Linked DNA regions of Homo sapiens: regions 2 and 3 are each linked to region 1. The links are chromatin loops, found by intact Hi-C in ENCODE. Cell type or tissue: endothelial cell of umbilical vein. All regions are shown on one strand.

Region 1 (8,000 bases):
TCCCTCAGGAGAAGCCTTCTGCTGTTGGTGCCTGACAAATCCAAAGTCTAGTTTCTCTGGCAATCAAATTTACCTTCAGTCTTCAGCTTCTATTGTCTGGTAAGCTCTTCCCAACTTAACCCTTGCTTGTCCCTTCCCCACCACTGTGACTATATTCTGCCTTGCATTTGCTGATCATGACCCCCCAGTGCCCCTGCATTCCATTAGCCTGCCCTGATGGGCCATTTCTCTGCCTCTCCATCTGGCCTGAATCATCAGCCAGCTTGCAATCAATCAGCACCCCCAACCGTCTCACCAGTACAACTCCAGGACAGGCCAAATAGAAAATTCAGCAAACTGTTTAAGGGTTGAAAACCTGCACCTTAGGATTTGATGCTCTCACAGCTCTTCAGTTTGGCTTCCTTAAATTGTGTTACCACTGATTGGAAAGGGGGTAAAAAAATCAATTAATTACGTATTTTTAAAAATGCCTGTGTGAGGCCAGGTGCGCTGGCTCATGCCTGTAATCTCAGCACTTCCGGAGGCCAAAGTGGGAGGACTACTTGAAGCCAGGACTTCAAGACTAGACTGGGCAACATAGGGAGACCCTGTCTCTACAAGGTATTTTAAAAAATTATCCTGGTGTAGTGGTGTTCACCTGTAGTCCCAGCTACCCAGGAAGCTGAGGTGAGAGAAATGCTTGAGCCCGGGAAGACGAGGCTGCAGTGAGCTATGGTTGGCGCCACTGCATTCAAGCCTGGATAACAAAGTGAGACTCTAGACACTCTGCCTCTCAAAATAAAATAAATAGCCTGTGAGTAATAAATACTACAAATCACAGACGGGTGCATCAACGTGCTTACAAAAACCTTTGGTCTTTTCCTTGGCCCAGCACTCCAAATTCCTTTGACCGAACAGGTTCCTACTACCAAATGGAAGAAATTTAAATTGAGACAGAGTCTCGCTCTATCCCCCAGCTCAATCCCCCACTGGAGTGCAGTGGCGTGATCTCGGCTTCAGCTGACTCCAACCTCCGCCTCCCGGGTTCGAAAAATGCTCATGCCTCAGCCTCCCGAGTGGCTGAGATTACAGGCATCTGCCACCAAACACCGCTAATTTTTGTATTTTTTAGTAGAGATGGGGTTTTGCCATGATGGTCAGGCTGGTCTCCAACTCCTGACCTCAGTTGATCCACCCACCTTGGCCTCCCAAAGTGCTGGGATTACAGGCGTGAACCACACCTCCTGGCCAAAGTTTAAATTTTCTTCTAAGTATCTAAGGAAACCTTGCTCAGTTAGAGTCCTCCCCTATCAAAAAAAAGCCTTAAGTCCCCAGGAACATCAACATATCTAGTTACAAGTTACAATTTACCTTGATCTACACCTTATTTAGATGTTTCCGGTGCTTGTTAACTTCTATAAAAATTCAGGAACTACTTTTAGAATGGACAAGCTCAAACACATAAGGATCTGTGTGCATGGATTAACTGAGAACAGGCCTTAAAAGTTGCCAAATAGCTTTAGTCAAAAACATTTGGAGGCTGAGGCCTTAAGGTTTGCTTAAATGCATGTTACTAACAACAGCCAATGTTCATAGCGTTTTTACAACGTGCAGACCACTGCACTGATTAGTTTAACACAGATTATCTCATTTATTCCTGTCAACATGCCTGCGAGAAAACCAATACAGAGAAAGGTTAATTAACTTGTCCAAAGACACCCAGCTATTAAGCCATCAAATGGGATTTCAACTACTTGAAGTCTCTGAACGCAGAAGCATTTTGCCTCGTGGGTTTCTAACAGGTTTACTAGATACTGTGCCTGGAATTGGTGGGGTTTTGGTCTCACTGACATCAAGAACGAAGCCGCAGACACTCGCGGTGTGTTAACAGTTCTTAAAGTCAGTGTGTCCAGAGTTTGTTCCTTCTGAGGTTCGGATGTGTTGGGAGTTTCTTCCTTCTGGTGGGTTCGTGGTCTCACTGGCTGCTGGCGTGAAGCTGCAGACTTTGGCGGTGAGTGTTACAGCTCTTAAGACAGCTCGGCTGGATTTGTTTACTCCTCCCTGTGGGTGCGTGGTCTCCACGGCCTCAGGAGAGAAACTGCACACCTTCGCGGTGAGTGTTACAACTCATAAAAGCAATGTGGACCCAAAGAGTCAGCAGCAGCAAGATTTATTGCAAACTGCGAGAAAACAAAACCACCACACGCTGCAAAAGTATCCAAGCGGGTTACCGCTGGTGGCTGAGGCAGCCTGCTTTTATTCTCTTATCTGGCCCCATCCACATCCTGCTGATTGGTCCATTTTACAGAGAGCCAATTGGCCTGTTTTTCAGAGCTGATTGGTCCATTTTGACAGGGTGCTGATTGGTGCGTTTACAATCCCTGAGCTACACACAAAAGTTCTCCAAGTCCCCACTAGATTAGTTAGATACAGAGTGCTAATTGGTGTATTTACAAACCCTGAGCTAGATACAGAGTGTTGATTGGTGCATTTACAAACCATGAGTTAGATACAGAGTGCTGATTGGTGTATTCACAATCCCTTAGCTAGACATAAAGATTCTCCAAGTCCCCATCAGATTAGCTAGATACAGAGTGCCCATTGGTGCATCCACAAACCCTGAGCTAGACACAGGGTGCTGATTGGTGTGTTCACAATCCCTTAGCTAGACATAAAGGTTCTCCAAGTCTCCTCTAGACTCAGGAGCCCAGCTGGCTTCCCCCAGTGGAGCCGGCACTGGGGCCACAGGTGGAGCTGCCTGCCAGTCCCGGGCTGTGAGCCCGCACTCCTCAGCCCTTGGGCGGTAAATGGGACCGGGTGCTGTGGAGCAGGGGGCGGCACTCGTCAGGGAGGCTCGGGCAGCGCAGGAGCCCACGGGTGGGTGGTGGGGAGGCTCAGGCATGGCTGGCTGCGGGTCCGAGTCCCACCCCGCTGGGAGGCAGCTGAGGCCTGGCGAGAATTCGAAGGTAGCGCCGGTGAGCCGGCATTGCTGGGAGACTGGGCACACCCTCCGCAGCTGCTGGCCCGGGTGCTAAGCCCCTCACTACCCGGGTCTGGCGGAGCCGGCCCGCCGCTCTGAGTGCCGGCCCGCCAAGCCCACGCCCACCCGGAACTCTAGCTGGCTCGCAAGCGCCCGCACAGCCCTGGTTCCCGCCCGTGCCTCTCCCTACACACCTCCCCGCAGGCTGAGGGAGCCGGCTCCGGCCTCCGCTATCCCAGGAAGGGGCTCCCACAGTGCAGCGGCGGGCTGAAGGGCCCCTCAAGCGCGGTCAGAGTGAGCGCTGAGGCCGAGGAGGCGCCAAGAGTGAGCGAGGGCTGCGAGGGCTGCCAGCAGGCTGTCACCTCTCAATACTTCCTTTTTGTTATTTAGCTGCTAGCACAAAGATTTTACTGGGTTATCTCAGCCTTTTGCTGCCAGGACCTAGATAAAAGCAGTGGCTCCTTGACCAACCTATTAGGTAAACTTAAAAGAGAGCCATTTGGCAGTGAGTCAATAATCATCTAGGAAGTACTCAGTAAATTTGTGCTGAATGAATGAATCTGTTCATTCATTTTAATAACCATTAAAGAATTTTTTAAAGTCAAAGAGAGGTTGTCTGAAACCCTTCCCTCATTAAGTGCTCACATTAAACCTTGTACATTCCATTTTGGTGATTCAGGAAGGAGAAATTGCAGAAAAGTTGAGGGAGGTGGGGAGTAAGAAGGGTTATTTTGTAAGAAAAAAAAAGGCAAGGTGCTAGACCCAAAAAGATCCGGATATTCACTTCCAACATAATTCTTATTTAACGAAAGGTCAGAAATTCAATGTGAGGGTAGACACTAAAATTGAAGAGACTCAGAGTGATTTTTCAAAAATTTTTGTCAGAACTCCATCGTCACTCCAAAATGCTGAGATCTTCGAGAAAGTGATGTTGAAATTCGTCTTGGTCGCCGGGATGCTTCCCAGGAGAGTGCCCAGAGTTTCACTAACGAAAGATGGGTATTTAGCATAGCCATGGTCTGAGCGGGCAAAATGCACAGTCCCAGTGACTGAGAGGAGGCCAGCGGAGCGCGCGGGAACGAGGGTGGGGCCGCTCCCGGCTGGGCGCAGCTCGGGAGCCCCCTGCAGTGGACCCAAGTCGCCGCCAGATGGTTCCCGAGGATTAGGATCACGGGCACTTCCGGTCCCCTCGGTCAGCCCCTGGGCTAGCCTCTGGGCCGGCGCCTAGGCCGGCCAACGCGGACGCCGGGTTGCGGTGATTCCCAGCGGCGAGGTCAAGAGTCATTGGCCTGGGGCTGCAAGCGCCTCGCGCCTGGGCTACCCCGCGCCCTGCGCTCTGAGGGCGATGATCCGGGACGGGGAGGCGCGCGCCGCGGGCGGCCATAGGCCACGGCGCGGGGCGGGAGGGGGCGCGGCGAGGCCCGCGGCGGGGCAAAACCGGCCTGGGCCCTGGCGGCCGCAGGAGCGCGTGCGGCGTGGACTTTGCCGGGCTCGCCACACAGCCCCAGACCCGTTTAGGACCGGGAGACCGAACGCAGCGTCCAGCCGGGGAGTTTCGGCGGCGTTCTCCGGGCACCGCGCGCGGGAAGCCAGACGCAGCGGGGGGACACATCTCGCGGTGGCGTTGCCAGAGTGAGGAGTTAGCAGGCAGGACTTGACGAGGCTCTTTGGTTTTTCTAGTCCTCAACCACTGAAGAAGAAGCTTGATGCTTGGCTGTCAGAAGACATGAATTACGCACGGTTCATCACGGCAGCGAGCGCAGCCAGAAACCCTTCTCCCATCCGGACCATGAGTGAGAAACGGGGTGACCATCTCTCCTTTGGGGTGGGGCATTCCTCGCACAGCCTCTAAGGAGGGTTCCCTAGCAAGCCACCGCTTGGTTGCATCCATGCGTACCCCTGTGCACGCTCGCGGTGAGCCAGGCTCTGCGTGCAGAAATGAAATAGACACAGCCTTTGTTCTCAAAGAACTCGGGCTGAAACGGAAGGCGGGTATTTCTGCTGGAGCAGAGTAGGAGCAACAGTAGAGAGAGGCGCAGACTGCTGTGGGGCACGGCCTTGGAAGGGAGGGGGCGTGCTATCAAGAAAGGCTCTTCCTGGGAAGCTGAGAAGGGGCATGCACAGCGTGCAGATGGGTGTACAGTGGAGAGGGCCAGGTAAATGGGAGAGGGGTGGGCCATGAAGCTCACAGACAGGTCGGGGCTAAGTGGAGGAGGGCTTCTGCTATTGTGGCCCTTTGCTGTCTTTCTGATCCCTCTGCCTTCTCTTTGGTCACCTTCATTCTTTAGTCCCTCCACAAGTGAGGTGCCTAGAAAAAGTTATTCTGTATGTTTATTTTAGACTAGCTTTTGTCTTAGTCCATTCAGGCTGCTATAACAAAATACCACAAACTGGGTAATTTATGAACAATAGAATTATTTCTCACAGTTCTGGAAGCTAGGAAGTCTAAGATCAAAGTGCCAGCAGCTTCTGTGTCACCATGGTGAGAGCCCTTCCTTATAGACAGAGCCATCTTGCTGCATCCTCACGTGGTAGAAGGGAGAACCTATGTCCTCACGTGGCAGAAGGGCCAAGGGCATTCCCTCAGCCCTCTTTTATAAGTGCACCAATCCCATTCAGGAGGGTGGATCCCTCCTGACCTAATCACCTCTAGAGACCCCACCTGTTAAAACTATCACATTAGTATTAACTTCCAAGTATGAATCTGGGGGAGCACCAACATTTAGACCATAGCACACTCTATCACTAGAAATCGTTAAACTTTATAGTTTTATTGACTATAATGCATGCTTAACTATCCGCTTATAACAATCTTCAATGAAATTGTTTCTTCTCTTCCATGTGTATTGTAGCTGACATATTGAGCAGAGGACCAAAATCGATGATCTCCTTGGCTGGTGGCTTACCAAATCCAAACATGTTTCCTTTTAAGACTGCCGTAATCACTGTAGAAAATGGAAAGACCATCCAATTTGGAGAAGAGATGATGAAGAGAGCACTTCAGTATTCTCCGAGTGCTGGGTAAGTATCAATACTTAACATAATTTTATTGGCTTATTTTCATAAGAAATATTCTAAGGCCCATTGATAAAGAATATTAAAGAAATATTCTAAGGTCCATTCATAAATATTCTAAAGCCATTGACCCATTTGGTCATTCAATGACCAAATACTCAGTCATTGAATACTAACCAAATGAGTATTCAATGGTTAGGAAGGTCTGGGGAAAGGTTTTCAAAGGATAATTAAGAACAGAAAGGATATTGAATGTTTAACACTCCTCAGTGATTGCTTCTCAATCGCAAATGACCAAGAAGGCTTCTAGAAGGAAATACCATTAGAGCTGAGTCCAAAAAAATGAGAAGATGTCCAGGTGAAACAAACATATCAGGAGAAATGAAGAAACGGAAGATCCAGGAAGCTTCAACTTTTTAAAGTTTAAGCATCCTGGATCTTCCGTTTCTTCATTCTATAGTCTAAACAAGCAGTCATGCAAATACATTGAATATAGTCATTCATTTCTATAGTCTAAACAAGCAGCCATTCAAATACATTGCCCTCATAGGTTCAAATGTCTTTAATTTCTTAAAGGCAAGCTGAAACATATACCTTGACTTTCTTAGCTGGTCTTCTTCAAGTGATAAAGGATAATTTATAGAGAATCTATAAATTATACTTTATTAAAACCTGCTTTGTTCTGTGATTGAAAAGTGTATTGAAATGTTATTCATGTATATATGTGTTAGTTATGTAATATGTTAAATATACATAGGCTTATTCAAACATTCCATGATACAAACAACTTATTGAGTCTGAACTTCTAGGTAGCCATAGAACTCTTCCTAGAGAGAACAAAGAATCGATTATGCAACGCATGCGCTAAAGACTTCAGGTTTGGAATAAGAAAGATGTAGATTCAAATCTCAGCTCATTTATTACGTAATTGACTTTCTGAGAATTTCTGGCTGAATGACTTACAGGAATTTCCTAATCTCTAAGTCTACTGCCTATCTTTTAAATAGGAATATTCATACTGGCAAAAAGCATTTGAGGGTTTTTTAATTGAGTGTACAAAGTGCTTGATAAAGCTGTCATTTATTATTTCCTGTCTACTACTGTTACTATGATTTTTACTACTATGAATTTAAATATACATTTTTTGCTTTAGAATTCCAGAGCTTTTGTCCTGGCTAAAACAGTTACAAATAAAATTGCATAATCCTCCTACCATCCATTACCCACCCAGTCAAGGACAAATGGATCTATGTGTCACATCTGGCAGCCAACAAGGTCTTTGTAAGGTAAGACTGAAAGGAAAACTCAGCCAAAATGTAGAATTGGAAGCATTCATTTCTATAGTCCTCTCGCACTTAACCACAGAGAATTATATTTTATGGATTACTGGTAGTCTTTCTTGTCTTCACCTAGAATTATAAACAGGGAACTAAAAGACAAGTCATAGGATGGGGGTGGGAGCAGTTGTGGCCGGGGATGGGCAAGGGTGGGTAGGGGGTGTTGACTGTAAGCAAAAGCCAGGTGGAAATATTGTAGGTTGATCTATCAATATTTCCCCCTAGTTTTCCTCATTGTGAACACAAGGACTTTGAAAAATTACCTGCTCTTAACATCATTCACTAGCCTAATCTTTCTTAAATATTAAATACAGAGCATGTGGTCAATTACCCAGACCTATTAACCATTAAAGCAGGATGCCCACTAAGGGAGTACTCAACTCCTACCAAAAGCTTAGTGAACACTGCTTAATTTCATCTGGCTCAAAAATTCAAGTTACGTTTGATTTCCGCCTATAGTTAGGAAATTTCAATACAATTTTTAAATTTTTTAGAGGGCATGCTTTCATATTCCTGAGATACACATATTTATATTCTTTTACATATCTGTCTGTAGAATCTCTCCTTGCCACTGCTTGTATCTTGTCCCCCTCTTGGGTGTATTTCTCTAGATCTATTTATATGTCTGTATTTCTGACTTCTTATATGGATTGGTTCTCTCTCCCTCTCCCCCTGGCATTAGTTATTCC
Region 2 (8,000 bases), 280 kb after region 1:
TACGTCAAGCCTTCAAGCCTCACCCACCCAAGAAATAGGTCCTACTTTTTGATATACCACGGAGTGGCTTGACCTTGGCCAATCACTTACTCTCCCAGGACTCAGAATTTTTCAATAAAGGTATAAGATTTATAAGCTCAACCACAAATGTCCATAATCAGAATGTTGAGAAGAAAGCTATATGCTAAATCCTCTGTTTCTCTTTCTCTCCGGGGACCTTTCAAAAATCCATCCTCAGTAGTTACAGAGCAAAGTGCTGCATCTTCAGACTTCTACAATCCCTTAAAGTAAATGAAAGAAAGGGTTCTGATGACATACAAACCTTCATAGAAGTGTAGCTATTTTGGTTAAGGAAGGCATACTCTATGCCAAATGCTGTCAGTACACTATCTCATTTGGTTCTCAAAATAGCTGCCACAATACTGTAAATTTGAGTATTTTAGATATGAGGAACATCTCTAAAAGTAATAATAATAATAGCTAACATTTGTTGAGTATTTACTCAATTACTGCTATAATTTGAATGTATGTGTTCCTCCCAAATTCATGGGTTAGAACCTAAGACCCAATGCGATAGTATTAAGAGGCCGTTAGGAAGTGATTGAGTCATGAACACTTGGCTTTCATGAATGGGTCGGTGCTGTTATAAGAGAAGTTGAAGGGAGCACATGAGGCATCTCATGTGAGAATGCCTCAAGAAGGTGCCATCGATGGGACAGACCCTGACCAGACACCAAATCTACTTGTGCCTTGGTCTTGGACCTCGCAGCCTCTAGAGCTGTGCAAAATAAACTTCTACTGTTTATAAATTACTCATTTTGTGGTATTTTGTTATAGCAGCCTGAAAGGACTGAGACAATTACTAAGTGGTTGGATGCATTCAATCATTTAATCCTGACAACAGACCTAGAAGGTGAATTGGTTCTATTATTATCCCCATTTATAGATGAGAAAACTAAGCACAGAGAAGCTAAATAATTTGCTGAAATTCACACAGCTAGCAAGTCTTCCGAGTGGTCCAGATGCAGGGCCTATCCTCTTAACCACTAAGCTCCATGTGATCAGTGAGGGGAGGAGAAGGGCTGGCAGACTCAGCAAATACAAATACAAGACATCCAGTTAAATTTGCATTTCAGATAAACAATGGATAATTTTAAATACAAGTATCTCCACTGTAACATTTGGAAAACACTTAGGCTGACAAAATTGTCTGTTTATCCAAAATTCAAGTTTGTTGGACAGCCTATATTTGTTTTTACTTTCTTTTTTTTTTTTTTTTTTGAGACAGGGTCTCACTCCATCACCCAGGCTGGAGTGCAGTGGTGCGATCTCCTCTCACTGCAACCTCTGCCTCCCGGGTTCAAGTGAATTCTCCCACCTCAGCCTCCCCAGTAGCTACAGGCACGGGCCACCATTCCAGACAGCCTGTATGTAAACTGGCAACCCTGTAGGGAAGGAATGCCTGAGATTCATGCCTATGCCTACTTCCAGAGAGCCTTCTCACTCCTGCTGCCATATTTTAATACACATTTCTAAAGTCAAATTCATGTCACATTCTGGCCCTGGTGCTGTACTTGGTCAACCACTGAAATTAAAAGGGCTAGCAAGATAAAATGTAGGAATACTAAGGCACTATGACTTCTAGTGCTTCTTAAAAACTCTCAAATTCTGTACCTGACTTACAAGGCAAATTTGAGTGCAGACCTGAGGACACATTACAAAGGGTTAAAGGATGAGAATTGGCTCATTTATTTTTATATTCAGAAATGTTGTTTGTTCATAAATACTACAATAATAAATATTAGCAATGTAACAATGTTTTTTCTTTTCTTTTCCTTTCCTTTTTTTTTTTGGAGACAGGGTTTCACTCTGTTGCCCAGACTGGACTGGAGTGCAGTGGTGTGATCATAGCTTACTGTAGCCTTGAACTCTTGGGCTCAAGTGATAATCCCACATCAGCCTCCCAAGTAGCTGGGACTGCAGGTGCGTGCCACCAAGCCTGGCTATTTTTAAAAACAATTATTTGTAGAGACAGGATGCTGCCGTGTTGCCCAGGCTGATCTTGAACTCCTGGGCTCAAGCAATTGGTTCCACCTTAGCCTCCCAAAGTGCTGGGATTATAAGCATGAGCCACTGCGCTGGGCCAGCAGGGTTTTCTAAGTACTTAAAGATCCCAGTTAGGAATAGGACTGAGGGTAGGGTAAGGAGAAAATGCAGAATGGCAATAGATAATCATTAGCAAGGGGATTCTTAACCCCCTAATTCCCCTATAACAAATGGGCCACAGTCCCACCATGAGCCAGGAAGATGACATTTATGTTTCTGCTCATAGGACATGTTTGAATATTTACTCAAAACACACTTAGGTTCTAGGACCACTATGGTAAACTGTTGGAATTTTTTAGAAGTCCTCTGTCTTAGAACATTTTGCTGGCTTCCCTTTTTACATTAAGTGATGTCTGTCATTCAGATAAGTTTGTCTGTATTCCCATAAGTCTTGACGTCACAGAAGTGAATCAGCAGGAAACCATCATCTTTAACACATTTCCTATTCACTGACAATCATCCTGGATATGGAGCCCAGTGTACAACGACAAAAGCTTTCTCTCCCTTCTTAGGACAAAACATTTTATGGGAAGAAGAGAATCTTGGCAGAATCCCACTGTTCAAAATGAAGATAACAATGTACAGATTTGGTCCATTGCAGGAAAAGAAGCATTTCACCCAGAGGCCTGATGCTTTAACCCACAGTCAGACTTGCCAGTTGAGGAGAATCACATTTAGTGAGCCTTCCTCTGCAGGGGGATTCAAATCCTGGCTCCCCACTTAATAGCTCTGTGATCTTCTATAAGTTATTTAACCCTTCTGTTTTTTCATCTCTAAAATAAAAACAGTAATAGAAGCTACCTTGCAGCTTTGGAAGGAATTAATGATCTAGTCCATGTACGGTGCTTTAAGCACAGTGCCTGGCCTGTATAAACACTCCATGAATGTCACTACTGTTATTACGATTGGTCATTTGACTCCCACCGATGTGCCCTCTCACTGGCCCCTTTGTAGAAAAACACACTCTGCCCTTGGGTCAGGTCCCTTTAGATAATTTAACTGCATTCATTCTCAGGGTGACCAGGAGGGTTGGCAAGGGTAGCTGTCATATAACTGGGTTCATGGTATGTAAATATGTCTATAATTAGACTGCAGTGTTCTTAAGAAAGGAGTTCTCAAGTCATAGTTTGTGTATATCTTTTTAAAAAATCTGATTTGCACACATATTTAAATATTTAAGACCATATAGACTATTGAAAGAAACAGTATTTTTTAAAGAAAAGCTTATTTGTTCATGAGGCGGTTTATTAGTAAGTATTTAGGAAATAGATTTAGTATGAAAGTAGTCTTCATCTCCTTGTCCCTTAATTAAATATTTACACTTTTCCAAACTAGTTAAATGAGACAAAATTAGATTTTAAGACAAAAACAACTCATTGCCTTTAATATCACTATTTAAAATGCTAATTACATTGCAGATAAAAAGAATTAAAACTTTTGTAACTTAAAAATAAATGTAATTCCAGAGTCAATATCATATAAATAGGTGCCCATCTGGCCAACCTCAGGATTGCCAAATTTCTTCTCCCTCAATTGTTTCCTTGTTAACAAGAGTTTAAACAGCTCCCTCTTGTGGTCTAAAAAGCCATTGGCAATCCAGAGTTAGGTCAGCTTCTTATCTGTCGTTTTATTCGCTGCACATTTATTTACTACATTATATATTGTGTATTTGCTACAGTAGTGGAGGAGAAGAACAGTAACAGAGGACAGGGATGAATGTTGTTGCCTATGGGGTTAATATGGACACAGTCAGCTCTAATGTTTCATTCAAAGTGTCACTCTGGGATGGTGTTTATGCTGCTTGTAATTCAGGGACGGTATTTCTTAAAATGAAAGAATGAGCTTTGGTCAGAGCAGCTTATTAAGTGAATGTTTGCCTGCCTTGATTGGTTGAGCTGCAAGATGCTCAGAAATCCTGATACCCAATCTACCTATTTTCAGCTGAAAAGCTTCAGATCCGAAAAGGTGTAAATGAAAAGTCCCCTTCATTGACATCTCATTTACATGTTCAGGTAAACTTTGTCATAGTTCCTGAGACTCTGCTTTAATTTGCTCATTTTCTGAGCAGCCATTACATACATGACACTGTGCTAGATGCTGCAGATACAACAGCAAACAAAAAGACCCGGCCCCACAGTGTCCACAGTCTAGCGGGAAGACAAGCATTAGACAGTTACTCTAACAGTTGTGTTGGTAAATGCAATAAATGTTGGTGTTAGGTGTGGCAATCACTGCCAGTGAAAATAACAGGAAGATTTAATGTAGACAAGAACATTGGAGGTGGTCTCTCTGAGAAATGACAGAGCAGGAATTTGCCAGGTCAAGGGAGAGTGGGAAACTAAGTAGAAAAAAAATCACATATACCAACGTTGAGGACAGGGAAAAGCTTGACTCTTGGGAGGAACTGGAAGAACAAAATGGAGCTGCAGAGGTGCCCAGAGAGGGCGGGGGACGGTGTCAGGCACAAGCCAGTTCACACAGGGCTTCACAGACCACGTGCAGGCCGAGGGAACTATCCTAAATGCACTGGGAACTCATGACATGTTTCAAGTATGTGAATAACCTGGTATACTCTGCTTTTTTGTAACTGTCCCGCCAGCTGCATGTGTAGACAGGAGGAGAGGGAAACAGGAATGGAAGTGAGGACATGGATCAAAAGACAAAGCAGCCTTCAAGCAGGAAGTACTGCCAGTGGAAGGAGTGAGACTTTAGATAGATTTGAAGATGACATTGACAGGATTTGGTCATGAGATAAAAGAAGGGGTGAGGGAAAAGGAGGTTTAAAGATGAATTCCAACACAGCAAAGACCATGAACTATCTTTGACGACAGACAAAAGAATATGGATCAATCTCACAACTGATGTTTAATTAAGAAGCCAGGCAAGACCAGGAGTGGTGGCTCACATCTGTAATCCAAGCACTTTGGGAGGCAAGGCAGGCAGATCACTTGAGCTCAGGAGTTCAAGACCAGCCTGGGAAACATGGCAAAACCCCATCTCTACAAAAAACACAGAAGATGAGTCGGGCATGGTGGTGCACACCTGTAATCCCAGCTACTCAGGAGGCTGAGGCGGGAGGATCGCTTGAGCCCAGGAGGCTGATGCTGCCAGTTAGCAGCAAGTGCACTGCTGCACTACGGCCTGGGTGACAGAGTGAGACCTTGTCTCAAAAAAAAAAAAAAAAAATCATAGAGGAATGCATCCTGTAGTTTCCACTGCCTCCCTTCTGAGAAGCTGCCAGGTACCCAGTCAGGGGTCTCTTTTGTACCAGTCTGCCTTCCAAAATCACAGCAAGGAGAACAAACATGAAAAAATCAGGGCCTAAGGTTTGAGTAGTAAGAGACAACCAACCAATGAAGAAATTTATGGTTAGTACCTTGGTTGTTCAAGGAACTGCTTAAACTCTGAGCAGGAGAGAAAGGGAATGTCCATTTCTAAACATTCTATTCAAAGTAACATAACCTGAGCATTCTGGCCAACAGATTAAGGGAAGTAAAAAATCAGAATTCATATATTTTTTTCCATAGAGATGCTTAGTGTGAATATATGTGGAAAAAACCTATGCCACACAAAACCATAAAAAATATTATTTTGAATTTCCTGCTTATTTCATGCCCATTGTATCACAAAGTTTTCAGTCACTGGTATGAAATAAAAATAGATTTTTGTGGCCCCAAAGCAGAAAGCATGTTCTGGTTAGGAAAAGAAACACCAGCCTCTAAAATTGTCTGAGAGTTAGAATGAGATTGAATAAGGAGCCCACGCCTTCCAGCCGAGAAAAACCACATTTGAATGTGGGAGATCATCTGAGGACATTATTGGAGAATTTCCCATAGAAGCATCTGACACTAAGCAGAGAAGAAAACATAATTTCCATATGAAACAGGAAACAAAATATGAGGAAGAGAACCAAGAGTTAAGAGTGCACTTAGGTGGCTTAATTTGGTAATTCATTTCAAAGATAGACGAAAGGAAAGTGTTTAAACAGAATTGCTTTATTTGTTCTGACAGCTCCCAGCCTGAATCAGAAATCTTTACCATCTCAATCCCATAAAGGGGAAAAAATTCTCTTCTTTAGGGCAAGAAACAAATGTTTTCCCATTTGCTTTAGATGGGGTATTGAGTTGACCATTTCAGATTTTGGTACGTTTGTCTCGTTCTTCATAATTAGTCTTCAGAAAGAAAAGAAAAACAAGACTGAATCCTCAAAGAGAAGATAGAAAGATTCCACAAGTCCAAGAGGGACAAATAAAATCATGACCCCATTTTACTTATAGCATTTAACATCACAAGCTTGAATCTCTTGTGCAATTGCTGGTTTCTAAGCAGAATCCCAGAAGAGCAGATGTGAGATGGAGCGGACACAGTGATGAGCATCCCTTTCAGGAAGGCAGGCCTTCAGCTGCTGGGGGTGCTGGCAGCACTCTGGGAATCACTTTCTGTCTAAAAGAGCCAAATCACTCAAGGTCACCCCCTCTTTCTGGGGGCAGCCTGTGTCTGATGACTGGTCAAAGTGTGGTATCAAAGTCCAGCCCCTGCCACTTGAGAAAATTCAAAAAGGGCTTCAGTTTCAGCATTCCCCATAGGGTCAGCTGAGCCCTTTGCCAAGACATCATTACCACTCAACTTTTCCCTTGCACTCTCTTGCTCCCTTTCCTGCATACCCACAGGTGTAAATCCAAAGAATCCTCCTTGATAAACTTCCTGCCTACTGGCTTCCATCTCAGAGTCCACTTTCCAGGGAACATTACCTGAGACACTACCAAACTGGGGTACTTTGTTTGTTTTCCTAAATGTAGAGGTGAGGGCTGAGTGCAGTGATTCATGCCTGTAATCCCAGCACTTTGGGAGGCTGAGGTGGGTGGATCACTTGAGGTCAGAAATTCGAGACCAGCCTGGACAACATGGTGAAACCCCGTCTCTATCAAAACACGAAAATTAGCTGGACATGATGGTGAGCTCCTGTTAATTCCAGCTGCTAGGGAGGCTGAGGCAGGAGAATTGCTTGAACCCAGGAGGCGGAGGTTGCAGTGAGCCAACATCATGCCACTGTACTCCAGTGTGGACAACAGAGCAAGACTCCATCTCAAAATAAATAAATAAATAAATAAATAAATAAATAAATAAATAAATAAATAAATAAAATATAGAGGTGAGGGATGGGAGAGTCTTAGTTCTGACTTCTAATCATCGTTTATCTTTCTTTTCTTTAGGGAATTTGAAGGGGTGAAATTACAAAAGGTTCCAGTTAGGAACATTCAGAATCAATGTCAAGTGATTACAAACCAAGTCAATCCTCAGGCTATAAATTAATCTCTATAAAAATAATCTCTATAAAAAATCCTCAGGCTAAAAATATCTCTATAAAAAATTTTAAAAATTGAAGAATATGATGCTGCCAACCTTCCTCAAATTCTCTCTTTCTCTTGCTACTGGACACTGAATTCTTCTGGCTCTCCTGCACCCTCTATGACCATCCATTTCCTTGTGCCTTTTATTGTATTTATTAATGCATAGTGAATAGTTGAAATGTGTGCAGAAATCGGTGAAAACATTAACTGTGATATAGAGCTATTAAAATTTTTCCTTTTTCCGCATTTCTACAATGATGAAAATAAAAGAAGATGTAAGTAAAGCATTCACTTAATAAACAGCTATATAGTGAACACATTCTACATACCATAGATGATTTAGAGTTGGAAAAAGAAAAAAGGATAAGAGACATTCCTGCCTTTAAGCAGCTTAACATCTGGTGCAGAGTCTCAACCCTATCAAATCCAACATTTCTTTTTAAAACAAACACTTTGTAATGCCCCCATTACAATTTTGATATAAAATTCATAGGTATTATATAAAAATTTAAAAAAATAGAGCCCTAATTCTAGCATAAAACA
Region 3 (8,000 bases), 470 kb after region 1:
CAAAGTAAAATCAACATATCTAATCCTTGCTATACTGACCTAATTTTAAACTGATTTTATAGGATTACTTTTCTTTCTTCCAATACAGTGATTCATCTTCTGCATTTAAGGTCGATATTAGAGATATCTAAAAGGATCTATGATGAATGGATAAAGAAAATGTAATATATATACAGAATGGAATACCATACAGCCTTTAAAAGGAAGAAAATTATGTCATTTTCAAAAACGTAGATTAACCCGGAGGACATAATGCTAAGTGAAATAAATAAGACACAAAAAAACAAATACTGCATGATCTCACATATGTGTAAAATCTAAAAAAAAAAGTCAAACTCAGGGAGGCAGAGAGCAGAATGGTGGTCTACAAAGGCTAGGGAGAAGGGGGAAAAAGGAAAGGAGAGAGGTTAGTCAAAGAATACCAAGTTTCAGTTAGAGGAGTAAGTTTTAGAGATCTATTGCATGCCACGGTGACTATAATTAATAATAATGTACTATATACCTCAAAATTGCTAAAAGTTAATTTTAAACGTTCTCACCACAAACAAATGGCAAGTAGGTGATATGATGGACGTGTTAATTTGCTTGATTTAACCTTTCTACAAAATATACATTTATCAAAACATCACATTGAACCCCATAAATATACACAATGATTATCTGTCAATTAAAAATAAATAAAAACAGACAAAAAAACCCAAATTCCTCAGGGGCAGCGGGTATAAATGCTAGAGGCTTTCAAGAGGACAACGGAATAAACACACATACAAATATAACACTCAGATTATAACAAGGAAGAAAGATAAAACAATAAACCAATAAAAAGTTGCTGTGGAAGACAGAAACTTTGAAAACTAAATAGTCTTCATGATTTTAAAAGACAGAAACTGTTCGATTATTTCTCACAAGAAATAGCAAGAAATATATTTATTTAACTTGGTTCCAGTCAAAGTTGCAGATCAAATCTCTCTGGATTTCAACAATGAAAGTGAGGCAGTGGGGTTCAATCTCCATATTAAACTTCACTGAAGATTTATCTTTAAGAACCAAAATGAATCACAGCTACAATGTTTATGTACAGATGTGAATGTGCATATTTAAAAAATTAAAATGTTTATTAGAGTAGTAAGATTATGAGTATTCCTTTTAAAAACACTGTTTCCCAGACTCTCTGTAATTTTACATTGCTTTTATAATTGAACCTACAAGCCACGTCCCTCCTTGTTTTTCTCTAGCATTTTGACTATTCTAAACTACACTATGGTGCAGCAGAGAGCAGGAACTCTGAAATCATACTCCCAGGCTTCAGTCTCAGTTCTGACAGTTACTGTAGGGCAAGTTAGTTAAATTTTCTGTGCCTCAGTTTCTACGAATGTAAAACGGGATTAGTGAAAGTACCTACTTCGTGGGGTTAGTGTGAAAATTGAGATAATTCACAAAAATTACTTGGAAAAGAGCCTGAAAACACAGAATGCATTCAACAAATATTAACACTTATTATAAAATATTATACATTTTAGATCACTGCTGACAAGTTTGACTACCAAACTAAGTTGGAAGTTCTACAAAACAGCGATAGTGGCCAAACCCCACAGGATACTGCTTTGATATAAGACCCACCACAGAGATCAAATCTGGCTTCCTGAGCCGTCTGAAAATTATGACCAACATGTCACAACAGGAAATGGAAAGCCTACCACTAACATGACCTGGAAAATAGCCAATTTACTAACACAAACCCACAACATCAACAAATCTGTTCCCCTGAACCACATCTATCCAAAAGTAGTTTAAATATTTACATTCTTAATGAGCTATGTATGACTGATAACACATACTGAAGTACAATTTCCAAGTAAAAATGTAGGTACTATACATTCATATTGACTTCTTAAAATAATGTGACTCATCATTCAAGTAAAGCAGCAAAGTTTTCGAGGTGCTGAGGGGAGTAAGGGGTGGGAAGGGTATGCAATCTGTGATGAATTCTGCCAACAGTGGCTGTCTGTATTAACCAGAGGCCATATACGCATATTCAAGTTGAGAAAATATCTGTAGGTCACACACATGGTTTTTAAAGCCATATTATAGAACAAGACACTGAATAGCAGCAGCACCTTTTAAGATGAAAGTCAACAATTTATACACAAGCACTTTAACTCCCATATGTACTCCTGAACTGAACAAATATTATTTTGTAGTGACTCACAAAGGGACGCAGTTATTTCCATACCGACCTCATAAAAAAAAATCTTCTAAATTAACTCTTTAAAGATGAAAGTAAAAGCATTTCTGGAAAGATTCAACAATTATACAAGCCACAATGATGCTGCAGTAACTGAACTGCATAGCTCCAAAAGTTTACGTTTGTAGAACTGAACTTTTGAATTATATATCTGTGTAAAAGGTATGGTCGCTGTTGATTCAATTCCATGAACAGGAATTTCTTTCTAAAGGAAACAGAAATCTCAGTTTCTAATATGCACAATGCATATGTAATTATCTTCTATATGCTCCGCAGTTTTAAAATGCCATACAAACAAAGCATACCACATGCAAAGTCAATTTCTGAGATTCTAAGGCAGTTTCTGGTCAAGTTTAAGATCAAACCACAAATATATATACACAAAAAATATTTTACATACATATATATCTAAAGATAGAAAAACTGAATATTATTTTTAAATTGGGGAAAATTTAGCGAAAGTAAAACCCACTCCTCTAAGTTTAAAGTTAATCTTCTCCTGGAACCCACTTCCATTTTATTCAGAGGTCCTTCGACGGTTCCTGAAGCAGATGTGTGAAATTTTAAAGAATGTCTGAGGGTATATACCTAATCAGGATGGGTTAGCATCCCAATTCACGATGTACCTTTCAACATTATGTAGGTACATTGTAAGAGAAACCAAGATGAGCGCTGTGGCCTCACAGTTGACCCAAAATCTGTGAACAGGAGAGCTGACAACTCTTCGCTCATACAATGCAACTCACCTCGCAGCTCAGAGACATAGCAAAATCGGTGGCTGTTTTTTGCGCTGCCTTTGGATTCTGCATCTGTTTCAAACCTAGAACCTAGCTACCCTCGGAGCTCCACCGAAGAAAGCCTGACACAGCGAAAACTATCGCGATTTAAAAGATACCTGACGTTTTCTACCGCAGAGGTTACGAAAATTTTGCCCGGTGGGACTTTTATTGTCCTCCTTCAAACACGGGAGCAACATGAAGTTAAATCCTCTCGCTCTGGAGATCCCTAGAGTCAACCTGCTTCTGCCCAAAATTAAAAATAAAAATCTCCAATCTCACTTCCCCCTTAAGACTAAAACTGAATCCATGCTCTAACTCGGGAGTAAAGTAGGATGGCTTTCAACCCACCACACCCTCCTTGCTCATTATTCCGGGTCACGGGCGAACTAGAACACTGGGAAAGGGGCTGCAGGTTCCGGACCGGACCGGCCCTGACCCACGGAAGGGGAAGAGAAGCGGCAGGAGTCAGGAGCCCGAAAGGTACGCCCCAGCGTCGACGCGTGACGTCACTACGTTGACGTGAACGGCCGTTCAGCGTCCGGCCGTCCCAACACCTCCTCCTCCGGCCACTCGCTGAGTAGCGTCGGCGCCTATTGGGCGGCGTGGGAACGGTGGGCGGGCCGGGACTGGGTCTCGAGGAGGAGGAGGGGTGCGAGGTGCCTGGCTCTGAGGGCCGCCGGGGCTGTGAAGCCTGTCATTAGCGATTAGCTCACGTCAGTCACTCACGCATCCCTGTTTGCCCTGCTGCTGACCTCGCGCGAGGCGGCCACCTTGTGGGAGATGTTTTCGTGAGGCAACAGACGCTGGCCGTTCCCAGCGTCACGCAGAGTTCGGATCCACTCTAGCGAGAGACCACAGCGTCCGGGAGCAGCTTGTGAAACTCTGGCGAGCGTCAGCCTTGAAAATAAAAAGTATTGGCAGCCGTCGACGAGCACAGGTTCCTAAAACTTAGATCGAAGAGAAGTACCAGCCTTCAAAAATAAACCAGCACCAAAAGCCCCCTGTGCTTATAGGTGACGTGCGGGCTGGGAGTGCAGTGGTGTCACCTCGCCTTGTATGTCATCGCCGGTTGTGTGCCTAACATACATACAAAAAGGATAACTCGAATTTAGCCATCACGCATTTTCAAAAATACTGCTTGGAAATTGAATGTTTGGAGAAAAGATATAATCTGGGGTTTCTACACGGTCTGAATTGGGTTCATTTCCGTTTAGCAAACATTTATTGAGCTCCCAGCGTGGGTCACAGAATTCAGTAAACCTGATCCCGTGTTCAAGGTGCTATATTCCGATGCAGGGCAGGGCGATGCAGTGAAAGAATGGTGGCCACAGCAGTAGCATGCTAATAGCCTGGTGGGCAGGTACAGGTTTTGCATTTCTTTGGCGAGATCACTTTTGAGTGTCTCCACTGGGTGGCAGAATTAAGACCCGTGAACGTTTAATATCTCCTGTATATTTAGTATATTATGAATATATACTGATTAATGAATATTAAGTGCGTGTTGTATATCTTGTGCCTCATGAATATTAAATATGACCTGGTCTTGCCAGCCTTTTCTATTTTTACATATACGTGCTCCACCGACTGTTTTGCAGGCTAGGAACACGTGAGTTTTGTTCTCCTATTTCTTCTAGGGCAGCATTGAATATTCTCAAAGACAGTTCTGGGCTTCAGAGCTGGTATAGTGCCCATGGTGGTGATCACAGTGCGGTCAAGCTTCTTAGGACCTCTTTCATTACTTTTATCCAGGTAGAGTTTGTAGAACTATGGAAATACCCAAGCACGATTTTCTCTTACCTGGGACACTGTTGGCCAAGATCTTTAGATTCTTCTTAGAAAATGTGGAAAAGCAGGCAAAAATTTTTCCAAACCAAGTGGAATTTTTCACAAGACATTTACTCACATTTTTTTTTCTCTCTCACTGTAGTTACGTAGCTAATTTTGGAAAGGCACATGGATTTTGAGAATGTAGACAGTAGTTGTGGTCTATTAGTCAATCTTACCTGCTTTCTATAAGGATGAAAAATTATTTCATGGTAGTGTCGTAGTTTCTTAATGGAGGATTGTTCCAAGGATCTCTCTTAAGTGTGCAAGAACAAGTCTATTTGTACGTTTGGTTTTTTGTAATATTATCCCTATTATGTACTACCTTATTCCTTTATAAGAACTTAAAGTCATGGTCTCTGGCATACATAATCATCGCACCAGTAGTTCTCAATCTTCACTTTGCATCAGAGCCATCTAGGGAGCTTCAGAAAAATATCCTTGCTTAGGTCCCACTCCCAGAAATCCTGTCTTAATTGTTTCAATGTTGGACCTAAGCATTCCTGTGTTTAACTCTTCCCAGTTGATCCAAGGTGCTCAGTCAGAAACACTGTGTTACATATGGGGCAATATATTTAAACAATGTGGTATGTGATTGCTTGGTGATAAAACAATAGATCGCATCTGGGAAAAAACGTTCTCTGTAATTCCTCTGGTGTTTTTGTCAGAGAATCTGGTGATGTTGAACTTCCTGTTCAACAGACTGGTGGGAGGAAACACAGGGTAAGCACCATAGCCAGATCTTTGGTACATTTTAAGTGCCCTAATGTGAATACTTTCAGCCTGATCTCATTCCATCGTGGTAAATACTACAGAAAGGATGCTGATTGATTGGCATTCTTACCACATCCCTTATTTTAGTGGGAGTGATTAAGAAGGAACTTCTTAGGGCTGAGATAATTCCCAGTAAGGAGGTTTACAGATCCAACTGTGGGCTTTTCTCCCATATGAAAATAATTTAACAGCCCACCTGATCTCTGTACCGTAAATAACTGCTCCCAGAACCCTAAGAAGAGTTTGTATTAGTATCCAAGTGCTGTTGTAACAAATTCCCACAAATTTAGTGGCTTGAAACAGTACAAATTTTTGATCTTAGAGTTCTGTAGGGTAAAAGTCTGACATAGGGCTCACTGGTTAAAAATCAAGATGTTGGCTGGGCAACCTCTTGGTGCCACATGTGGTGGCTCACGCCTGTAATCCCAGCACTTTGGGAGGCCAAGATGGACGGATCACCTGAGGTTGGGAGTTCAAGACCAGCCTCACCAACATGGAGAAACCCCATCTCTACTAAAAATACAAGATTAGCCAAGTTTGTTGGCACATGCCTGTAATCCCAGCCACTTGGGAGACTGAGGCGGGAGAATCACTTGAACCCGGGAGGTGGAGGTTGTGGTGAGCCAAGATTGCACCATTGCACTCCAGCCTGGGCAACAAGAGCAAAACTCTGTCTCAAAAAAAAAAAAAAAAAAAAAAAATCAAGGTGTTGGCAGGGCTGTTTTCTTTTACAGGCTCTAGGGGAGAATCCACTTCCATGCCTTTTGCAGCTTCTAGAGGTCACTTGACTTCCTTGGCTCATTGTCCACTTCCTCCATCTTCAAAGCCAGCAATGGAAGGCTGAATGTTTCTCATATCATATATAAGTCCCCCTTGCCATGTAATCTGATATATTCACTGGTTCCAGGGATTGGGGCGGTGGGGCAGGGGGTGTTATCTTGCCTACCATAGGGTGCTTAAATTCATCTTTTAACCACAAGTCTCAGTATGCATTTTTTAAAAGGCCCCCAGTATACAGGAAGTATTTGGAGACACAGCAAAATAAGTTATGTGAAAAGGGTCAGTTTCTTCCACTGTAAATCAGATTTTTGGGCTAGGACTGGTTGGAGTTTAAGTTAATAACGAATACTCAACCAATATTTAAATTAGCTTCACACTTCTGCCACCAACCAACCAACAAAACTCTTGGGGCCTCAAGGAAAGGGAAAAAGGACAAAAAGATTGACTCACAGTGTAAGAGTTTACCAATTACAACCAGGTGTAGGATAGCCTGTTCACTAGTATATCTGGAACCCTGGCAGATTGAAACAAGAGAAACAAATGATAGACATTACCAGTGAGTGGAGGTGGTATAAACCTTGCCCTCTGTCAGCAATTCTCTCTCTGGGAGTGGCAAGTTGGATGATGCTATTTTATAGAAGTGGCAAAGTAAAGAGCACTGGGAATCATATCTCAGTTTCTTCTATCTTGCTCCCTGGACCAGTAAAGTTACTCTGAACTTCCCTTGAAATAAAAAAACCTAGAAATAGGATTACTTACCATAACAACTTAAAAGAATACACTTAAAAAAAGTTGCACAGAAAAACCAAACAAGATTGTATAGCTCTACTTCATGTATTTATGAGTTGTTTCAGAAAAAGAACTTTGATCTTGCCAGGAGCGGTGGCTCATGCCTGTAATCCCAGCACTTTGGGAGCCTGAGATGGGTAGATCACCTGAGATCAGGAGTTCAAGACCAGCCTGCCGAACATGGCGAAACCCCGTCTCTACTAAAAATACAAAAATTAGCTGGGCACGGTGGTACGTGCCTGTAATCCCAGCTACTCGGGAGGCTGAGGCAGGAGAATTGCTTGAACCCGGGAGGTGGAGGTTGCAGTGAGCCAAGATCACTCTACTGTACTCCAGCCTGGTGACAGAGTGAGACTCTGTCTCCAAAAAAAAAAAAAAAAAAAAAAAAATTAGCCCAGTGTGGTGGTGCATGCTTGTACTTCCAGCTACTCAGGAGGCTGAGGCAGGAGAATCGCTTGAACCTGGGAAGTGGAGGTTGCAGTGAGCCGAGAGCACGCCACTGCACTCCAACCTAAGTGACAAGAGTGAAACTCTGTCTCAAAAATAAAAAGAAAAGAAAAAGAACTTTGATCTTATTGTTTATGTTTCAGACACATTGGAAAGAGAGAGAATAGAAGGGATTAAAACATTCTATTATGAAAATAGTAGCATGGTTCTAGTCTAGAATTTCCTCCTGATTCCACTAACATCATAGAAGTGAAAATGACCTTTTCTTGTCTTTTGTCTTTTCCCCAAAAATAACAAGAAGTTATCCGAAATAGCTTTGCACTTCTAATTACAATTCGAGACCTTTGACATGGCAAACAGTC

What was found. Hi-C counts contacts between places; a loop is a spot of excess contacts. Peaks named below come from ENCODE experiments on the same cell type or tissue, not always from the same donor. Only the 100,000 strongest peaks of a DNase experiment are listed, where the experiment ranks them.
Region 2: a loop joins it to region 1, with 17 times the contacts of the local background. A loop is called at or near these places in 14 of 110 quality-filtered maps.
Region 3: it touches region 1 in a loop (14-fold over the local background); 16 of 110 quality-filtered maps call a loop at or near these places.

What each region holds. Positions count from the first base shown.
Region 1 is chr4:170,086,376-170,094,375 of GRCh38, reverse strand. It overlaps AADAT (aminoadipate aminotransferase), which reads left to right and starts at 4,420. Exons shown (of 13, transcript NM_016228.4): 1 at 4,420-4,752; 2 at 5,812-5,980; 3 at 7,128-7,260. The coding sequence starts at 4,686. RefSeq lists an enhancer at 2,310-3,004 and a silencer at 4,904-5,198. In endothelial cell of umbilical vein, a CTCF peak has its summit at 4,106; DNase peaks (open chromatin) are centred at 4,115 and 4,785; H3K4me3 peaks cover 1,213 bases.
Region 2 is chr4:169,806,199-169,814,198 of GRCh38, reverse strand. No RefSeq gene overlaps it. Among named protein-coding and RNA genes, the nearest start is that of HPF1, 52 kb to the right of the region's middle. In endothelial cell of umbilical vein, a CTCF peak has its summit at 3,688 (motif pointing left); a DNase peak (open chromatin) is centred at 3,668; H3K27me3 peaks cover 473 bases.
Region 3 is chr4:169,616,055-169,624,054 of GRCh38, reverse strand. It overlaps CLCN3 (chloride voltage-gated channel 3), which reads right to left and starts at 3,477. Exons shown (of 13, transcript NM_001829.4): 1 at 2,992-3,477. RefSeq lists enhancers at 3,020-3,129, 3,320-3,549, 3,620-3,669, 4,230-4,299. In endothelial cell of umbilical vein, a CTCF peak has its summit at 4,414 (motif pointing right); DNase peaks (open chromatin) are centred at 1,764, 2,974, 3,584, 4,404 and 1 weaker place; H3K4me3 peaks cover 3,329 bases; H3K27ac peaks cover 3,450 bases.